Linked DNA regions of Homo sapiens: regions 1, 3 and 4 are each linked to region 2. A link is a contact called in ENCODE Hi-C or POLR2A ChIA-PET data. All regions are on one chromosome and are shown on one strand. The core of a region is the stretch at or near the end of the contact, and the rest is flanking DNA. Distances in the headings are between cores, read along the strand shown.

The links. A loop is a pair of places that touch in the nucleus more often than their neighbours do. ChIA-PET counts read pairs that join two places held with the same protein, here RNA polymerase II (POLR2A). Pooled maps may share reads with other maps.
Region 1: a loop to region 2 is called in a pooled map, with 13 times the contacts of the local background. The contact joins the promoter of PEX10 here to the promoter of SMIM1 in region 2. A Hi-C loop is called at or near these places in 3 of 37 single-sample maps with no recorded cell type and 7 of 50 pooled maps.
Region 3: a pooled map shows a loop between it and region 2 (2.8-fold over the local background). The contact joins the promoter of TNFRSF14-AS1 here to the promoter of SMIM1 in region 2. A Hi-C loop is called at or near these places in 2 of 37 single-sample maps with no recorded cell type and 7 of 50 pooled maps.
Region 4: a pooled map shows a loop between it and region 2 (13-fold over the local background). The contact joins the promoter of TMEM52 here to the promoter of SMIM1 in region 2. A Hi-C loop is called at or near these places in 2 of 37 single-sample maps with no recorded cell type and 8 of 50 pooled maps. POLR2A ChIA-PET finds 5 or more read pairs at or near these places in 1 of 52 experiments (OCI-LY7).

The regions. Positions count from the first base shown.
Region 1 is chr1:2,411,201-2,413,900 of GRCh38, forward strand. It overlaps PEX10 (peroxisomal biogenesis factor 10), which reads right to left and starts at 1,364. Exons shown (of 6, transcript NM_002617.4): 1 at 1,191-1,364. The coding sequence starts at 1,302. RefSeq lists enhancers at 11-591, 592-1,172, 1,173-1,753, 1,754-2,333 and silencers at 950-1,329, 1,490-2,089.
Region 2 is chr1:3,771,426-3,774,125 of GRCh38, forward strand. It overlaps SMIM1 (small integral membrane protein 1 (Vel blood group)), which reads left to right and starts at 1,324. Exons shown (of 4, transcript NM_001288583.2): 1 at 1,324-1,363; 2 at 1,638-1,756. CCDC27 (coiled-coil domain containing 27) reads left to right here. Exons shown (of 12, transcript NM_152492.3): 12 at 1-220. The coding sequence ends at 98. RefSeq lists enhancers at 1-385, 1,672-2,187, 2,188-2,700 and a silencer at 731-1,610.
Region 3 is chr1:2,555,761-2,558,460 of GRCh38, forward strand. TNFRSF14-AS1 (TNFRSF14 antisense RNA 1) reads right to left here and starts at 1,251. Exons shown (of 7, transcript NR_037844.2): 1 at 1,217-1,251; 2 at 1-936. TNFRSF14 (TNF receptor superfamily member 14) reads left to right here and starts at 611. Exons shown (of 8, transcript NM_003820.4): 1 at 611-973; 2 at 1,966-2,074; 3 at 2,583-2,700. The coding sequence starts at 905.
Region 4 is chr1:1,917,994-1,920,693 of GRCh38, forward strand. TMEM52 (transmembrane protein 52) reads right to left here and starts at 1,286. Exons shown (of 5, transcript NM_178545.4): 1 at 1,189-1,286; 2 at 1,052-1,095; 3 at 900-941; 4 at 260-438; 5 at 1-169. The coding sequence starts at 1,272. RefSeq lists enhancers at 603-1,404, 1,464-2,057, 2,058-2,650 and a silencer at 883-1,522.

The DNA.
Region 1 (2,700 bases), core at 114-2,613, 1.4 Mb before region 2:
CCCACCCCCCAAAGACTTGATGGCTTTGCCTTTTTTTTTTTTTTTTTTTTTTTGAGATGGAGTCTCACTCTGTTGCCCAGACTGGAGTGCAGTGGCACGATCTTGGCTTACTGCAACCTCCGCCTCCCGGGTTCAAGTGATTCTGTCTCAGCCTCCCAAGTAGCTGGGATTACACGCACGCGCCACCACGCCCTGCTGATTTTTGTATTTTTAGTAGAGACGGGGTTTCACCATGTTGTGTAGACTGGTCTCGAACTCCTGACCTCAAGTGATCCACCCGCCTCGGCCTCCCAAAGTGCTGGGATTACAGGCGTGAGCCACCACACCCGGCATCTTTTTTTTTTCGTTTTTTAATCGGTGATGGGGTCTGGCCCCGTCGCCCAGGCTGGAGTGCAGCGGCACAATCATGGCTCACTGCAGCCTCATCCCTCGGGCTCAGGCGATTCTCTTGCCTCAGCCTCCTGAAGAGCTGGGATTACAGACGCCGCCACCACGTCCGGCTAATTTTCAGATTTTTTGTAGAGACGGGGTCTTGCCATGTTGCCCAGGCTGGTTTCAAACTCCTGGGCTCAAGCGATCCTCCCGCCTCTGCCTCCCAAACTGCTGGGATGACAGGTGCTGCTTCATTGAGTACACTGGCTTCTGTACTCAGCTCCCGGCCTGGTGAGGCAGGCAGGGCCTGGCTGAGCCTACACTGGGGTCAGCAGGGCGAGGGGCCTGGGCTGCTGCTCAGGCCTAGGAAAGGCCGGGGTCAGTGTGAACCGGACCGAGGTATGAGGCGTTCGCGCCGCGGGCGCTCTGACCCCTCTGCTCACAGGGGAGGATCGGAGGGAGGCTTGAAGCACTTGCCAAGGCCTCACACCTGGAGGGGACAGAGTCTTCCCCAGCCGCTGGCGTCAGCTGGACCTGCCCTGAGCTGGGGACGGGAAGGGCTTGGGCGGGAACTGGAGGCCCACGCAGGTCCCCCGCGGTGTCTGCGGCCTGTGCCTCTGGGGCCACCTGGCCAGGGAGGGCAGGAGGTGCCCCGCACATCCCTGAATGGCCGCAGGGCAGGCGAAGGAGACTGCCGGGTCCCAGGTTGTGGGACGGGCCCAGGCGACCGTGACCACACACGGCAGACACCCCGCCTCCATGAGGGGCAACACCCCCTGGGCCGCTCGCGAGGACGTCCGGCCGCGCCCGGCCCTCACCCGCCAGGCTGTGCAGGGCGCCGCCCGCCGCGCTCCGCAGCCCACCGCGGTAGTACTCGTCCTTCTGCGCCGCGCGGATCACCTCCGGGGGGCTGGCGGCGGCCGGGGCCATGGCCGCGGGTTCGGGTGGTCCCGAGCAGCCACGCCGGCCACGCCCACGCCCAGACGGGCGAGAACTGATGACGGCACGACGTGGCTCTGCGTGCGGCGCAGACCTCTGCGTCAAGGTGCTGGGGCGGGGCCGGACTGGGGCTGGAGGCGGGGCCAGGGCCCGGGCGGAAGCGGGGCTGGAGTCCGAACCAGCGCAGCGCGGGGCGGGGCAGCGGGAAGGTAGTCGGAGGCGCAGGGCGGAGCGGAGCGGGGCGGGGCCCGCGAGCCGAGGTGGGGGCGGGGCACGCGCGAGGGGCGCTGGCGAGGCAGCGGGATGGGCTCGCGGCCGCGTGGTTGCTGCGACCTCGGGGTCCTACGCTGCCAGGGGCCCCTGCTCTGCTCCCTGCACGTCCACGGGCCGCCCTCCCACTGGGGACAGCGCTGCGGAGTGGAGACGCTGCAGGCCCATTTACGGCTGGGGAGACGGAGGCTTTCGCTTGGGTCTTCGGGAAGCCGAGCTCCCAGCGCCGGCCGCGGCGGTCCCGCCCTCGCGCCCTTTGAGCTGCGCGGGCTCTCAGCGCGGGTTGGCCAGTTCCGGGGAGCCGGTCGGTTTGGGGGCCAGAGGGGCACGAGGCGAGACCCGGGACCTTCCAGGCCCCGAGCAGCCGCCTTCCCCAGTAATCCTGCGCGAAAAGCACACGGCCGGCTTGGTGTGGACGCCCCCCTGGTGCCCACGGGAGGCAGGGCCTGGCGGGTGGGGGGCAGCCGGGAAGCCGCCGCGTGGTTCCAGGACGGGCGGAAGGTGGCCTTCCACCCTCCACCCTCCACCCTGCCTGGCCTGAGCCCCGCAGGTGCTCTGGGGAACCACATCGCAGGCGCTCCGATCCCTCTGCTCCCAGGGGACGAGCGGAGGGAGGCCTGAAGCACTTGCCAAGGCCGCACACCTGGAGGGGACAGAACCTTCCCCAGCCGCTGGCCACAGCTGGACCTGCCCTGAGCTGGGGGTGGGAAGGGCTGGGGCGGGAACTGGAGGCCCACGCAGGTCGCCTGCGGTGTCTGCGGCCTGTGCCTCTGGGGCCGCCTGGCCAGGGAGGGCAGGAGATGCCTGGTACATACCTGAATGGCTGCAGGGCAGGTGAAGGAGAAGGCCCTGTTTTTTGGCCCCAAGGGCAGCACTTGGCCCTGGAGAGTCCTGCAGGATTGCAGGAGGAAGGCAGGGCACGACAAGGGGGCGTCTGCGCCCCGCTGACCTCAGTGGGGAGGGCCTCCAGTTCCTTGCCTCACCTCTGGTTCCATCTACAGGAGCTCAGCTGTGGGATCATCCCCAGACTGGCACAGCCCAGTCACAAAGCCAGAGCCCCACACTGCAGGAATGGCCCCTCTTACAGGGAAGGGGCATGGCCTGGGTGGCCCCGCCCCG
Region 2 (2,700 bases), core at 74-2,573:
ACTATAATCAGCTGAAGCAGAAAGGCGTCAAAGTGCCCCCCCTGCAACAGTCAGAGGCCTTCCTGACCAGCAAATCCAAGAAGGGGACCTCCAAGTAGGCCCAGCCAGGCCCCCAAATACGGTCAGCCCAGCAGAGGCCGGGGCCCAGCTCCAGAACCACCCGCCCCCACCATGCGTCCTGCTCTCAGACTCAGAATTAAACCCCGGTGTTGGCACTGTCCCACCTTTTTCTTCTCTGGGATCCACGCGGGGGCCTACTCTCCTCTGCGACCTTGAGCTACAAGGACACTCCCCATTCCAAAGCTCACTCACAGGGAGTCAGCACACCAGCCTGTGCCCCTAGCTCCTAACAGGTCCCCTTGCGGCACCAGGCTGCCAGAGGCCTGAGCCGGGGTGTCCGCCCAGCACTCAGCACAGACCTCACGCCTGAGCAGAAGGGGTCTGTGACCTTCTGCCCTGGGGGCTCTCCTGGCTGGGGCACTCTCTTGCTGGAGGACCCCTCTGGAAGATGGTGAGGGTGGGGGGCTCTGTTCCCATCCCCCCGCTCCTGGAAGGAAAGCTTTACGCACGGGAACGGTGTCTGTGGTCCCCGACGCTTCCCCGGCGCCTCTGAGGCTCTGGGCGCCTGAACACCTTCGGAAGGGACTCTCCCCATTACCCTTCTCTGCTCCCCACCCACACCTGCTTCCCTTCCCGCCGCGAGCACCGAGCGTGGGCCACGTGCGGGCGCCACGCCCCTCAAGCCCCGGAGGAGGACGGTCCCCGCGGCCGGGTCCCCGAACCCAGCATTCAGGCCCAGACGCGCCCAGAGCCTCCCGCAGTCTCGTCGGCGCTGCAGCCGGGTCCCCGCGGGGCTGGGAGGCTCGTGGCGTCGGAGGGGCTCCAGCAGGGGTGAAGGAGGTCGGGGACCCTGGAGGCCCCAAGGGCGAGCCGTCTGGGGGCAGAAAGTGCAGCCCTCTGCAGACCCTGCCCGGCCCCCCTGCACCTCCTGGCCCCGGGGCTGGGCGGCCTAGAGCCCCGGCCCCTTCCGGACGAGGCGTCTCCCGGCCCCACTCGCCCCGCCCCCAGCCCCTTCTGGACCAGGCGCCTCCCCGCTGCGGCCCTAGCCCTTCCCCGCATGGCCCCGCCCCCCTCTCGCCCCGCCCCCTCTCGCCCCGCCCCCGGCCCCTTCTGGACCAGGCGCCTCCCCGCTACTGGCCCCAGACCTTCCCCGCATGGCCCCGCCCACCACTCTAGCCCCGCCACCTTCCGGACCAGACACCTCCCCGCTGCTGGCTCCAGCCCTTCCCCGCGTGGCCCCGCCCCCGCCCTCGCCCCCTGCCCAGGCCCGGCCCCTGCGGAGCCCAGAGACGCGGGGACACAGGTGAGGCGCGCGGGGTCCGGGCTGCGGCTTCCCGGTGCGGCCGCAGTGGGCAGGTGCGACTGTGCGCGGCCTCGCTGGCTGAGAACTGGCGGGGGTGGGGGCGTGCCCTGGACTGACCCCCACCGGCCTAACCCGCGGTGCGGGGCCAGGGCCGGAACTGCCCGCCCGGCTCCTTGCCCGGCTCCTTGTGGCTGCTGGGGACCCCCGACACCAGCCACTTTCCCTTCCCGGCCCTTAGCAAGATCGGCTTCTCCGGTCACCTTTATTTTTTTAGGCTCGAGGCGTCTGCCGCACCTCAGCCCACGACCTGCCCCGCTGGGAGGTGCGGGCCGCTGGCCAGGCCCTGACCGCAACCTGGCCCAGAGGCCCCAGCCCTCAGGCAAGGTTCTCCGGGTAAGTGTGGGGCCCTGAGGCGCTGTGGGGTGAAGAGGTCTATGGAGGGGCGCCTGTGTACCTAGGGCCTTCCTGCACTCACAAGCCCCCAGGAGGTGCCAGGATCCGGGAGCCTCCCAGGGCCTGGAGGGGAGTCCCTGATGGGTTCCTGCCGCCACACCTGTGACCATCACATGAGTGTGGAGAGACGTTTACTGAGCAAGTGAGGGAGGCCAGCCTCAAGGGCCGGCTCTGGTGGCTGTGCACCGGGGTGACTTGGGAACAACGTGTTCTACGTCAGCAAGACAGGAACCCATGATCCCAGAGTTGAACACACTGGGCTTGACCCCTCCCACCGGGAGGCCCATGGTGGGCTGCTGCTGTGGACTTGGAGCCTCAGCACTCCCGAGACTAATGCTGCGTGGATGTCGGGTTGCAAGGCGGCTGCTGCAGCTCCAGCAGCTCCAGCCATCACGTCGAGTCTGGAAGAAGGAGGTGGCTGCTGCTGCTTTCACAGAAGCAAACTCTCCCATCCCCTGCTGCACCCTGGCTCCTGGACCCCAGCTGGGTGACTTGGGAAAGCAGGGGTGGTGGTATTAAGCTTGTCTTACCCGGGTCATGGCTGTTACCTGGGGCTGGCACATTGCTGCTGGGACCAGAATGGGATTCTGCACACCAGGCAAGAGGGCGTGAACCTCGGGTAGGCAGCTGACCGCTCCACATGCTCCGGGAAAACAGCACCCATACTCCAGTAGAGGCTGGGCCTCTCCGGGCCTGAGTGCCAGGCTGCACTGAGCCAGGGCTCCCACCGAAGGCACACTTTATGGCTTTGAGACAGCTCCTTCTGCCTCTCTGGGCTTTGGGGGAAGGCAGACATGGAAGTGCCGGGAGTCTCAGAACTGCCTGGGGCCTGAGTTTCTGAGCTGGCTTCTTGCAGGGGAGTGGCTGCTGTGCCTTTAGGCCTC
Region 3 (2,700 bases), core at 1-2,500, 1.2 Mb before region 2:
TTCCATGTGATGCAGGGAGCGAGGCCGTCACGAGGGACTCACTGGTGCCTGCCTTGGGGCTCCGGGACTGTGGGCTGTCTCCATCCGGAGGTCTCCCTACCACCAGGCTCTGTGGGGCAGGGAAGCCCAGTGGGGTGCAGGGAGCCAGGAAGCTGGGGTGGGGTCAGGGCAGGGTCCACAGGGAGACCGGGCGAGGCTGGCAGCCTTCCCAGTCCGCGCAGCGTCTCTGCAGGGGGAGCAAGAGCTGCCCTTCCACCCCTCCCAGGGGACGGGTAGGGGCACTCTGGGCTTTTCCCACCCCCTCACGCAGGGACACAGGCCTGGTGGGTCTATGACTGAAATTGGCCAGACCGCATTCTGGTGGTTTTATTCGGAAGGGAAGTTTACCCTGTTCAGCAGAAGCTGAGATGGGAACAGGAAACCCACAGGGCCCCTTTATTCGGCAAAAATGTCAGTCAGCGCCCCGGGGAGCAGCCGAGGGTCCCTGAGTGTGTGAGTGAGGTGGGGAAACACAGATGGACTTTGGGGGGCTCCCCCTTCTACAGGAAACCCGGAGTGGACTGGAATGGTGCAGGGGGAGAACTCGCCCCTCCCATCGGGCGCCTCCTTCATACCGGCCCTTCCCCTCGGCTTTGCCTGGACAGCTCCTGCCTCCCGCAGGGCCCACCTGTGTCCCCCAGCGCCGCTCCACCCAGCAGGCCTGAGCCCCTCTCTGCTGCCAGACACCCCCTGCTGCCCACTCTCCTGCTGCTCGGGTTCTGAGGCACAGCTTGTCACACCGAGGCGGATTCTCTTTCTCTTTCTCTTTCTCTTCTGGCCCACAGCCGCAGCAATGGCGCTGAGTTCCTCTGCTGGAGTTCATCCTGCTAGCTGGGTTCCCGAGCTGCCGGTCTGAGCCTGAGGCATGGAGCCTCCTGGAGACTGGGGGCCTCCTCCCTGGAGATCCACCCCCAAAACCGACGTCTTGAGGCTGGTGAGCCCCCGAGCCTCCTCTCCGTCTGCTCGCAGATCCCAGTTCTGACCCCAGGGCCTCCCACAGATCTCTTCCCCATGCCCCTGTCCTGGCCGTTGCTGGCTCCGGCGTCCAGCCCGTCCCCTGCTGCCTGGGGCTCTCGGGTCAACCCAGACCCCCAGCACTGGGCTCACCACAGTGGGGTGAGCAGCAGAGCCACAGCCCTACCCAGCAGACCTCCTCCTGCGTGTGTCCCCCACTCACCACTCCGTCCACGGGCAGCTGGTGAGCCCCCATTTGGCCGGATGTGGGCACTTCTGGGGGCTGGGTGTCTCTGGGCGTCTCTGGGCGGGGCCCTCGAGCAGGTGACCCAACTCCCCGGCAGCCCTGACCTTGGTGACAGGTGATAAGATCAGTGTGCAGCAGGGGGCTGGACCCAGGTGGGTGGGGTGGGGATACTCTCCATGCTCATGTGGCACTCCTGCCTGTCCAGCCACTATCCCCATCAGGGGCCCCCGACTGCCCATCAGCCAGCCCAGGAACGAGGCCACGGCAGAGCCACCCTCCCCGATGTGGCCCTGATCAGCCTGTCACCCACTGTCTGGCTTGTGAGCCTCTGGGGCCCATCCCTGGCTGCCCCTGCTGGCTCTTCAGGGGTCAGCAGGTCCAACCTAGGCCAGCAGGGGGGCCGGCAGGTTGTCTGCCCAGTGGGCTCAATGCTCCCAGGTGTGGGGTGTGGGGTCCCTGGCGAGGGCAGAGTTCCAGTTCCCAGGGCTCCGCGCTGCCAGGCAGCGTCATCAGGGCTGGAGGAGGGGCGGTCCCCACCCTATCCCGGGCTCCAGCGGTCGGCAAGGTTGTTCCATGAGCCTGGCCTGGGGCCCGCTTCTGTCCTCTCTACCAGGCACTGCCGCTCCTCCCCATTGCACAGAGGGAGATTCAGGCTGTGGGGCCAAGCCTGGCAGAGCCCACAGGGCAGCCAGGGCATCTCCCAATGCCTGTCCTGACCCCCTTAGGTGCTGTATCTCACCTTCCTGGGAGCCCCCTGCTACGCCCCAGCTCTGCCGTCCTGCAAGGAGGACGAGTACCCAGTGGGCTCCGAGTGCTGCCCCAAGTGCAGTCCAGGTAGGTGCAGCCCTTTGGCGGGCCAGCTCTGTGGGCCGAGGGCAGACACTCTTGCCCCCTTCTGCCCCAGACACCCCTGTGTTCTCTGCCCCCACAGCCATGGGTGTGATGAAGCCCTGGGGCTAGGTGTGCAGACAGTGAGGGCAGAACCCCCAGGCCAGCAGCTTGGACTCTTCACCCTGGGGGACCCTCACAGTCACACTGCACAGGGGGTGGGTCTGAGAGACGTGGCTGGCCCACCGTGGCCAGAGACATGGGCTCGGGGGCACATACCAGAGCCGGGCCAGGTGTCCCAGGAGGCCCCATGTGCTTCCAGAACTTTCCGATTTTCCCCAGAGCAGCTCTGCTCATGGCTGATGGGGCTGCTGTGTCCCGTGGGGCTCATGGGCCATTTGAGTCCCCTTAGCTGGTGTCTCCCTGCTTGGGCTCTGGGCGCGGGTGGAGTGATGGGTGGGCTCCCGAAGGGGCCTCCCGCAGACTTGCGAAGTTCCCACTCTCTGGGCGGCAGGTTATCGTGTGAAGGAGGCCTGCGGGGAGCTGACGGGCACAGTGTGTGAACCCTGCCCTCCAGGCACCTACATTGCCCACCTCAATGGCCTAAGCAAGTGTCTGCAGTGCCAAATGTG
Region 4 (2,700 bases), core at 36-2,535, 1.9 Mb before region 2:
AGTGCTGGTCCTTCCTCTCTGGGCTTGGCCATCTTGACAGCTTCATCGTAGGAGGGTGGAGGCTCCGGGGTGTACAGGCTGTAGGCAGGAGGAGCCATGGAGTCCAGGTCCAGCTCCCCAAAGGGCAGGGGCAACCGCATGCCCAGTGGGTACTGCACGGAGCTGTAGGCTGCAGGGAACCAGAGTGGGTTCGTGGAGGCGGGCTTGGCATTTACCCCCGCCATCTCCACCCTCAACTGGCGGGCCCCTAGGCACTCACAGGTCACAGTGCTGTGTACAGGGCTGTCACTGTCCATAGGGATGACTGCCACGTCGCAGGGCTGCCGTGCTGGTGGCAGATGTGGCTGGGCCTGTGCCTGCTTCCGGAGGCAGCAGAACCGGACACAACCAGCTGTGACACCACACAGCAGAAGCAGGAGGACCGCCAGCAGGATGAGCCTAGGAGAGCAAGGCTCTACCACTGGACTGACCCTCGGCCACCGGGCACCTGCACCCTGGGGAATGTCGTGGCACAACCACCGAAGACAGGTTAACAGGATAAAAAGCAGACAATGTCTCTCCATGTCGGAGACCGCCGTGGCCAGAGCCTGGCCTCGGGCTGCTGGGCCTGCCCTGGCTATCTCTCCTGGGCTGGCCAGGGGTGGCCTTGGGCTCACTCCCAGGACTCGCTGTCCTCAGCGAGTGCCCCACTGCTGAGCGGGATCGTAGGGGACTCCCGCGGAGGCCAGGCGGGAGAGGTGGGAGGGAAGGTCCTGCTTGCTCCAGGTCAGTTCCCGCCAGCGGCCGGGACTGGGCGACAGCGGAGGCGGCCTGGTGAGGTAAGGGCCTGGCGGGCCTGGCCCCGGTGACCCCCGCCCCAGAACCGTCGGACGCACGGCTCCGCCGCGGCCTCCACTTACCCCACGTGCCACAGGCTGCTCCAGCGGGCCTGGGGCGGGCACCTGTGGGGACGGCGGCACCTGGAGCAGGCGGGGCATGGGACGGCCGACCTCGCCACCCGTGCCTCCCCATAGGGCGGGGCCAGGCCCCGGCTCCCTCCCCCCCGACTTACTGGTCCGAGGGGTCGCAGCTGCCGTCCGCGAAGCCCAGCGCCACCTGTGGGGACAAGGGTGAGCCCGGGAGGGGCGTGGTCCGAGCAGGGACCCGCCCCGCGGTGGCCGAACCGAGAGAGAACGCCGCCCGACCCACCTGCGGCAGCGGCAGGAGCGGCAGGAGCGGCAGGAGCGGCAGCAGCAGCCGCAGTCCGCGGGCGGCCAGCGGCCCCCGGGCCATGCTCTGAGGAGGTTGGAGCAAAGCCCGGCGGCGCGGCTTTATGGGGCCCCGCCCACCACAGGACACACCCACCACATGACACGCCCACAGAACGCCCGCTCAGAGTAAACCCCGCCCACCGGGCCCCGCTGGCCGCAGGCCCCGCCCACAGGCGCACACGCCTACTGGACGCCCCACGCAGGGTAAACCCCGCCCTCCGGGCACCGCCCAGAGCAAACCGCGTTCGTCGCAGGCCTCGCCCACAGGACGCCTCACGCAGCATAAACCCCGCCCACTGGGCCCCGCCCAGTGCAAGCCTTGTTCGCCGCAGGCCCCGCCCACAGGAGCCCTCGCCCACGAGACGCCCCCATTCGCTGGGCCTCCACTCAATGCAAACCCCGCCCACTGGCCCCATGCCCAACGTAAGCCTCGCCCACCATACCCCGCTCAGCGCAATCCCCTCCCACTGGGCCACGCCCAACGTGTTCAGAGGGCTTGTCCGCCACAAGCCCTACCCCGCAGCTCCACCTGGCCCAGACTCGTGAGGCGACGGTGGGTCTCGTCCTCAGCCCGGGCACGGCGCCTTAACCTCGGCCGAGCGTGGCCTGCTCTGCTGCTGGTCTGGGCGTGGCCCGGGGACCCTCGGGAGCTGGCCTGGAAAGTCGTGGCTGCCTTGGGTGTGGTCCCTCGGGTCCAGTCTCGCAGGCGGGCTCCAGGTGGACTGTAGGGTAACGCCACCAAGATGCTGGGCATCCCGAACTTGGTGTTTGGACACTTGATTGTGGACCTGCGCTGCAGGCGCTGTCTGGGGGCTGGCCCAGGGGGCTGGAGCCTGGCCCTGGCTCTGGGCTGTTGAGGCGCTGGGTGCAGACCACTTTCCCAAAGCACTTGGCCTTGGGGGCCATGCCCCACCTGGGGAATGTGACCTCCATTCCCGAGGGCCACAGGGAGCCCAGTGCCCTTCCCTCAGCCTGCAATGTCTGCTGCTCCCTGTGCAGGGGCAGGCCTGGGGCCATTTCTTCCAGGGGGACCCCAGACCCTTATCCCTCTGCCACCAGGCCAGGGGCCCTGTTAGGCTCTTGGTGCCCTCTGCTCCCCGTGGGACCAACAGCACACCGTCTCTCTGGTGGTCAGGCTAAGGGAGGTGGTCAGCACAGCAAGGGGCAGGGTCCATCTTACTGCAGGAGGGGCATGCACCCCTTGCTCAGAACTGTTCCACATGTGGGCGCTGCTCAGTGTCCCCCACCCCTACCACAAGGGCAGTGACCCTGGAGGGCAGGGCCTCCTCTGCGTGGCTCTTCTGCCCATACCTGCCCCTTCACTGCATCACTCCTTCCACTGTTGGGCTCTGCCTGAAGTTGCCTTTCACCTCCCAAGGCCTGTGCCACGGTCCTCAAGGGCCCTTCCTGCCTGCCCAGCTCCCCCAGCCCCTGGCCCTTCTTCCTGCCA